Regions from separate parts of the Homo sapiens genome. Here region 1 is linked to region 2. A link is a loop called in an ENCODE intact Hi-C map of the cell type or tissue named here. Cell type or tissue: PC-9. All regions are shown on one strand. Links, peaks and the distances in the headings refer to the core of each region. The heading gives the core; the rest is flanking DNA. Region 1 has its middle 310 kb from the start of ANO3-AS1. Region 2 overlaps BBOX1-AS1 (BBOX1 antisense RNA 1).

The links. Hi-C counts contacts between places; a loop is a spot of excess contacts. Peaks named below come from ENCODE experiments on the same cell type or tissue, not always from the same donor. Only the 100,000 strongest peaks of a DNase experiment are listed, where the experiment ranks them.
Region 1: a loop joins it to region 2, with 16 times the contacts of the local background. A loop is called at or near these places in 2 of 110 quality-filtered maps.

What each region holds. Positions count from the first base shown.
Region 1 is chr11:25,980,527-25,983,447 of GRCh38, forward strand. No RefSeq gene overlaps it. Among named protein-coding and RNA genes, the nearest start is that of ANO3-AS1, 310 kb to the right of the region's middle. In PC-9, for the core only: a CTCF peak has its summit at 1,649; no DNase peak of the experiment used is centred there.
Region 2 is chr11:27,157,622-27,160,542 of GRCh38, forward strand. The region is part of intron 2 of BBOX1-AS1 (BBOX1 antisense RNA 1); the gene reads right to left. Among named protein-coding and RNA genes, the nearest start is that of BBOX1-AS1, 60 kb to the right of the region's middle. In PC-9, for the core only: a CTCF peak has its summit at 1,356 (motif pointing left); a DNase peak (open chromatin) is centred at 1,320.

The DNA.
Region 1 (2,921 bases), core at 183-2,682, 1.2 Mb before region 2:
ATAACAGAGTGCAGCTCTTGAGTTTTTTGCAATATCAGAGTAGAAAGAAAACGAGCATATGTAATGTCACAAAACAAAGACAAGAAAATATCTCAAGAAGGGTTGTTTCATCTGTGTTTTCTATTGCTGAGTGGTTGATAAAAACAAGAACAGAGACGTGAACCTAATATTCGACCACATGAAAATTATTAATGACGTTAATAAAATAATAATTTGTGGAGTTGTGCTGGATGGGAGTATCAAAATTTGGCTGCAAGGGAGAGATAGAGAGGAAAATGAAACAGTATATATATTGCTATGAAAAGAAGCAGATAAATGGACAAACTGGTGATACTTGAAGAGGACATGAACAAATAAATTATTTTTTGAATTATTTTTCTATTAGTCTGTTTTCACACTGCTATAAAGATACTACCTGAGACTTGGTAACTTTTAAAGGAAAGAGGTTTAATTGACTCAGTTCCACATGGCTGGGGAGCCTCAGGAAGCTTACAATCATGGCTGAATACAAAGGAGAACAAAGTACCTTCTTCACAAGGCTGCGGGGTGGAGGTGGGGGGAAGCAGGAGACACTTATCAAACAACCAGATCTCTTGAGAACTCACTCACTATCACAAGAACAGCACAGAGTAAACTGTCCCATGATCCAATCACCTTCTGCCAGGTCCCTCTCTCAATATGTAAGGGTTACAATTTGGATTGCATTTTGAGACGAGATTTGGTTGGGGACACAGCCAAACCATATCAGCTAGCTAGATGTCTTTCTTTCTTTCGCTTATTTGTCTGTTTGTTTTGAGACAGAGTCTGTCTCTGTGGCCCAGGCTAGACTGTGGTAGTGCAATCTCGGCTCACTGCAACCTCCATCTCCCAAGCTCAAATTATCCTCTCAGCACAGCATCTCAATTAGCCAGGACCACAGGTCTGCACCACCATGCCCAGCTTTTTTTTTTTTTTTTTTTTTTTTTTGATTTTTGGTAGAGACAGGGTCTCACCATGTTACCCAGGCTGGTCTCAAACTCCTGAGCTCAAGCAATCCACCACCTCCGCCTCCCAAAGTGCTGGGGATACAGGCATGAGCCACTTCACCCGGCCCAACCATATCAGCTTTTTATTTCTAAAATGTTATGTGGGAGAATTTTTGTAGTGTGATAGGGATAAACCAGTAAATGGGAGAGATGATATTCTAAGGTAATTCAGAATAATTTCAGGATTGAAGTTCTTGATGACATTGTAAGGGATCATGTCTAGATCAGAAGCTGGGGAATGCACGGGTTGACCCTACAGAAAAGAAAATTCACCGGCAGTAATAGGGAGAATTTTGTGTACGTTCTTGAAAGAGTACATAAATGATCATTTCTATTTCCATAATGAATGTAAGTGGAGTTTGTCAGTTGAAACGGTGGTGGTCATAGAATAGGGTAGCTGGAGTGGAAATTTGACAAAAATGAACAGGTATGCACTAGTCATTTTAGAGATTAGGAAAGTCTCAATATCAGTGAAGTGTAATAGGACTATTATGCAGTGTTGAGGGTCATTTGATGTTTGCAAGTCTAGCCAGCATTTTTTTTTTTTTCACGCAGCTGTACCAGTGCCGACACAGAACAGCTGGACAGATGAGGTGAAAGGAATGTTTAAGTGAAAAAAATACATTCTCAGTTTCAGCCACAAAGTGGCAGTGTTTCCACAGTCAAGTCAATTGACCCTCATACGCCTCATAGGAAGACACGGTTTTGGGCTAGATAATCTTTAAGCTGTTTACCAGCCTTATGGTTTTGGAAAGACTTTAACAGTGTTCCATGTAATGTATTAAATATGTGAAGGAAGAAATATAGCAAAAAAGGAAAGAAGGAAGGGAGGGAGGGAAGGAAGGAGGGAGGGAATTACTCTAGAAATTATCAGCTCTATGACAAACGGCTCGAAATTAGGCACTGAAATACTATTTACTGCATTTCAAGTATTGGGATCTCTGCTGCAAAAACACATATTCTTTATCAGGGTGACCACCCATGAGAAGAGATTGTTGGCTGCAGGTGGGGGAATAAAATGGTCTCTGCTCACTGGAATGGCTTTCTCAGTTGATTTTGTGATGAGATTTGGTTTCATTAGACCTCACCTATCCCATTTCTGCTTTTATCACGTTAATTGTATAGGGGCTCTGATAGTCCTAAATATTATTTTTAAGCATTTTCTGGCTTATCTCTGAGTAATTACATGTGATAAAATGAAGAAGCTACAAAATTTCTAACCCATGATGGCTTTATATGCTGTTCAAAATTTTTTCTTCATGCTGAAATTCCCAGTTTAGAATCTATAAAATGTTTAATGAGATAGTTATTTGATAACATTTATTAAGTACTTATGATAATTAAAAACCCATAGAAATTTCAAAAAAAATACTATGTTACACAATGTTCTGGAATAAAGTAAATCTAACCAGCATTTTTTAAATAGACTTTTCTAAAATGAGAAGTGATACATTTCAAGAGGAAGATAAGATATTTTGTTGCTTTTCAGACAAGGGCTGAAGATTGCTTATTTAGAACGATTTTCAGGTTTCAAAATATACTCTTCAAAAACCGGTCTAAAATAGGAATGACACTTAGGATAGAAATAAAACAAAATATTTTCTCTGAATTAACATATGAATAATTATTATTTTTATTGAATGTTCACAAAAACATCATGAGAAAGGTACTAAGAAAGGTGAGGCACAGAAAGCAAGCAATTAAAGAAGTGATTTTGTCACTGTGCTCAATCAATCAAGCATATTATATCACTGTTGTTATAATTATCTAACTCTGATGAGTTACCAGCTGAAAGATCTTACTTAAAGCAGGTCCTTACCAGAAGAGCCCATGTTACAGATGAAGCTCCAAAGGCTATCTGCTGGAGAATTTCTCTTGCTCAGAGGTGGTCAGCCT
Region 2 (2,921 bases), core at 151-2,650:
CAGAGGAGTACCCGGCCGTATGAGGTGTCATTCCACCCCTACTGGGGGGTGCCTCCCAGTTAGGCTACTCGGGGGTCAGGGACCCACTTGAGGAGGCAGTCTGCCCATCTCTCAAGCTGCGTGCTGGGGGAACCACTACTCTCTTCAAAGCTCAGTTGGAAATGCAGAAATCACCCGTCTTCTGCATTGCTCATGCTGGGAGCTGTAGACTGGAGCTGTTCCTATTCGGCCATCTTGGCTCCCAAGCCATGATCACAAGTTCCAACAATAGGCTGTCTGCAAGCTGGAGGAGCAAGAAGAGCCAGTCCGAATCTTAAAACTGAAGAACTTGGAGTCTGATGTTCAAGTATTCCTGGAAGCATCCAGCACGAGAGAAAGATGTAGGTTGGGAAGCTAGGCCCATCTCCATTCTTGCTTTCTTATACACAAAATAAAAGAAAGTAAGCTCTGTGAATTGTTGATTGACTTGTATATCTCAAGTGTGAAGATTTATTTGATGAAAATGTTAAATATTTGTGAGTGTATAGCTTATGAGATGCAGCTATAATACGTTTAAACCAATGGAGTTTTATTGGCAGAGTAAACGTACACTTGCTTCTAATAATACTCACAATAAAAAATAAGGCCTGTCCCAAGTGCCTTAGCTATGGAGTAATCTGTATCAGTCAGAAAAACTTAACTCCACCCCCAGAAAAAGAGGTTAGCTACCTTCAGATTTGTCTCTGTTTATTTACTATGTAGACTCTAAATCCCATACTGGGGAGATTACCTGTGTTGTCAAGGTTTCCTTTCAAGAAACAACAAACTCTTCACAGGTCAGGTAGCACTTAAAGCTCATGAAATGGAGAATAAAGACAAAGTTGGCATTCTGGCATTCAGAAGGGAAAAGTCTTTAAAGAGTAAAAAACATTCCTATAGTTAGTTGTATAAGTGTACGGAACCATGGGGCATTGCATGACCCAATTTTGGGGCAATTCATGAGTAAGAAAGTGGAGAATTGACAAAGCGGTTAGAAAGGAGGCGTGTTCTACAACAAGACAAGATTACAGAGCCTTTTGGATAAATTAGGATTTCAGCTGGTGCCCCCAATTCACGTTTTTTTGTTTGGTTGGGTTTTTTGTTGTTGCTGTTTTTTGTTTTGTTTTGTTTTAGTAGAGATAGGGTTTCACCATGTTAGCCAGGATGGTTTCGATCTCCTGACCTCATGATCTGCCCACCTATGACTTCCCAAAGTGCTGGGATTACAGGCCTGAGCCACTGCTCCCGGCCTTCCAATTCACGTTTGGAAGAGGAAACTTGCAGATCGGAGTGACTCATTCTTCAAGTGTGTTCTTTAGGCAGGGCCTCCATCTAGTGGTTTGCCCTGGAAATTAACCCGCAGCCTTTATTAAATACACACTACTTCTTTTCACAAACTTTATGAAAATAGAAAATTAGAGCTCCCTCATGTAGCATGGCAGAGGAAAATTTCCCTCCTGAACTCATGAATTCTGTCCTTTCATTGCTTGCTAAGAAGTGCAGCATTCTTAACGTCTAGATTTTGTCATGCCCTCTCCATTCATGGAGTTTTCATACCCAGTGTATCTCTTTGCACATAGAAGAAAACTGTGATTTCTAACAACCAAAGAAACAAAACTGTGTGTGTCTATGTGTGTCTGTGTCTCTGTGTGTGTGTAGAGTGTGCTAAGAAAGAGCTCAGCTGTAGAATAGACAATAGCAATTGGTAAAGGTGTGGACATATCATAAGTATTAGTAAGAACAACAGGAGAATGGATGAATGTTAACTGGACAGTGAGATAAAAGCAGATGAACAAACTTGCAAGGGAGGAACAGCATGTCTCACCAGGAAGCAGAATGGGGCCAAAACAAGCTGAATCTCAGCTGGGACATACATAGTCACTGAATCAGTGACGTCAGATTTTCAGAGCTCTCCTGCTCCTATCTGTAACTTTGAACAAGTCCTTCTCCATGTGAGCTTCTGACATTTTATCACTGGATTTGTTTTTTTTTTTTTTTTTGGAAACGAAGTTTCACTCTTATTTCCCAGGCTGGAGTGCAATGGCATGATCTCGCCTCATTGCAACCTTCGCCTCCTCAGTTCAAGTGATTCTCCTGCCTCAGCCTCCTGAATAGCTGGGATTACAGGCACATGCCACCACACCCGGCTAATTTTCTGTACTTTTAGTAGAGACGGGATTTCACCATGTTGGCCAGGCTGGTCTCAAACTCCTGACCTCAGGTGACCACCCCCCTCGGCCTCCCAAAGTGCTGGGATTACAGGCGTGAGCCAGCGCACCTGACCTTATCACTGGATCTTAAAGCTGCTTTAGCCACATACCCCTTGGCAGGTCTGATAAGCAATATGGACCCTCTTCTCTCACTTACATTTAATTTTTTACACAATTTTTATGATTTAAGGACATCCCTGATTCCCAGTTTTACTATTTTGTAGAAAATAGGCCTGTGACAATTCTTAGCACTGGTGCAGTTTTTTCTTTTGTTTAATATTTCCTTATTTTCACTCTTAAACATTTTTCAGTCCCTTCTGTGTGTGCTCTCACATATTTTTCAGTGCCACTGACTCTGTTTTCCCCATCGTTGTTCATTTTTCCTTCTGTTTTCCGTTACTCATTTGTGTCATCTCTCTCCGTTTATGTGTTTTATTAGACATGTCGTCTTTCAGCCACACTAAGAGCAAACAGCCCACTTAAAGAAAATCTTTATGTCCCTCAAGACAGAATCAGAAAACATGACATGGGAAAGTAGATGAGTGATAGTGGGTAAGAAAGAAATTCTAAGAAGTCATGACAGTGAGAAATAAAGGAAGAAATGTACAGAAAGACACCAGATAAAGACCCTTCCAATTTAGGGCAGCACCTTTCAGCTTTTATGAATGTATGCCATATTTTCAAATGCTAGAA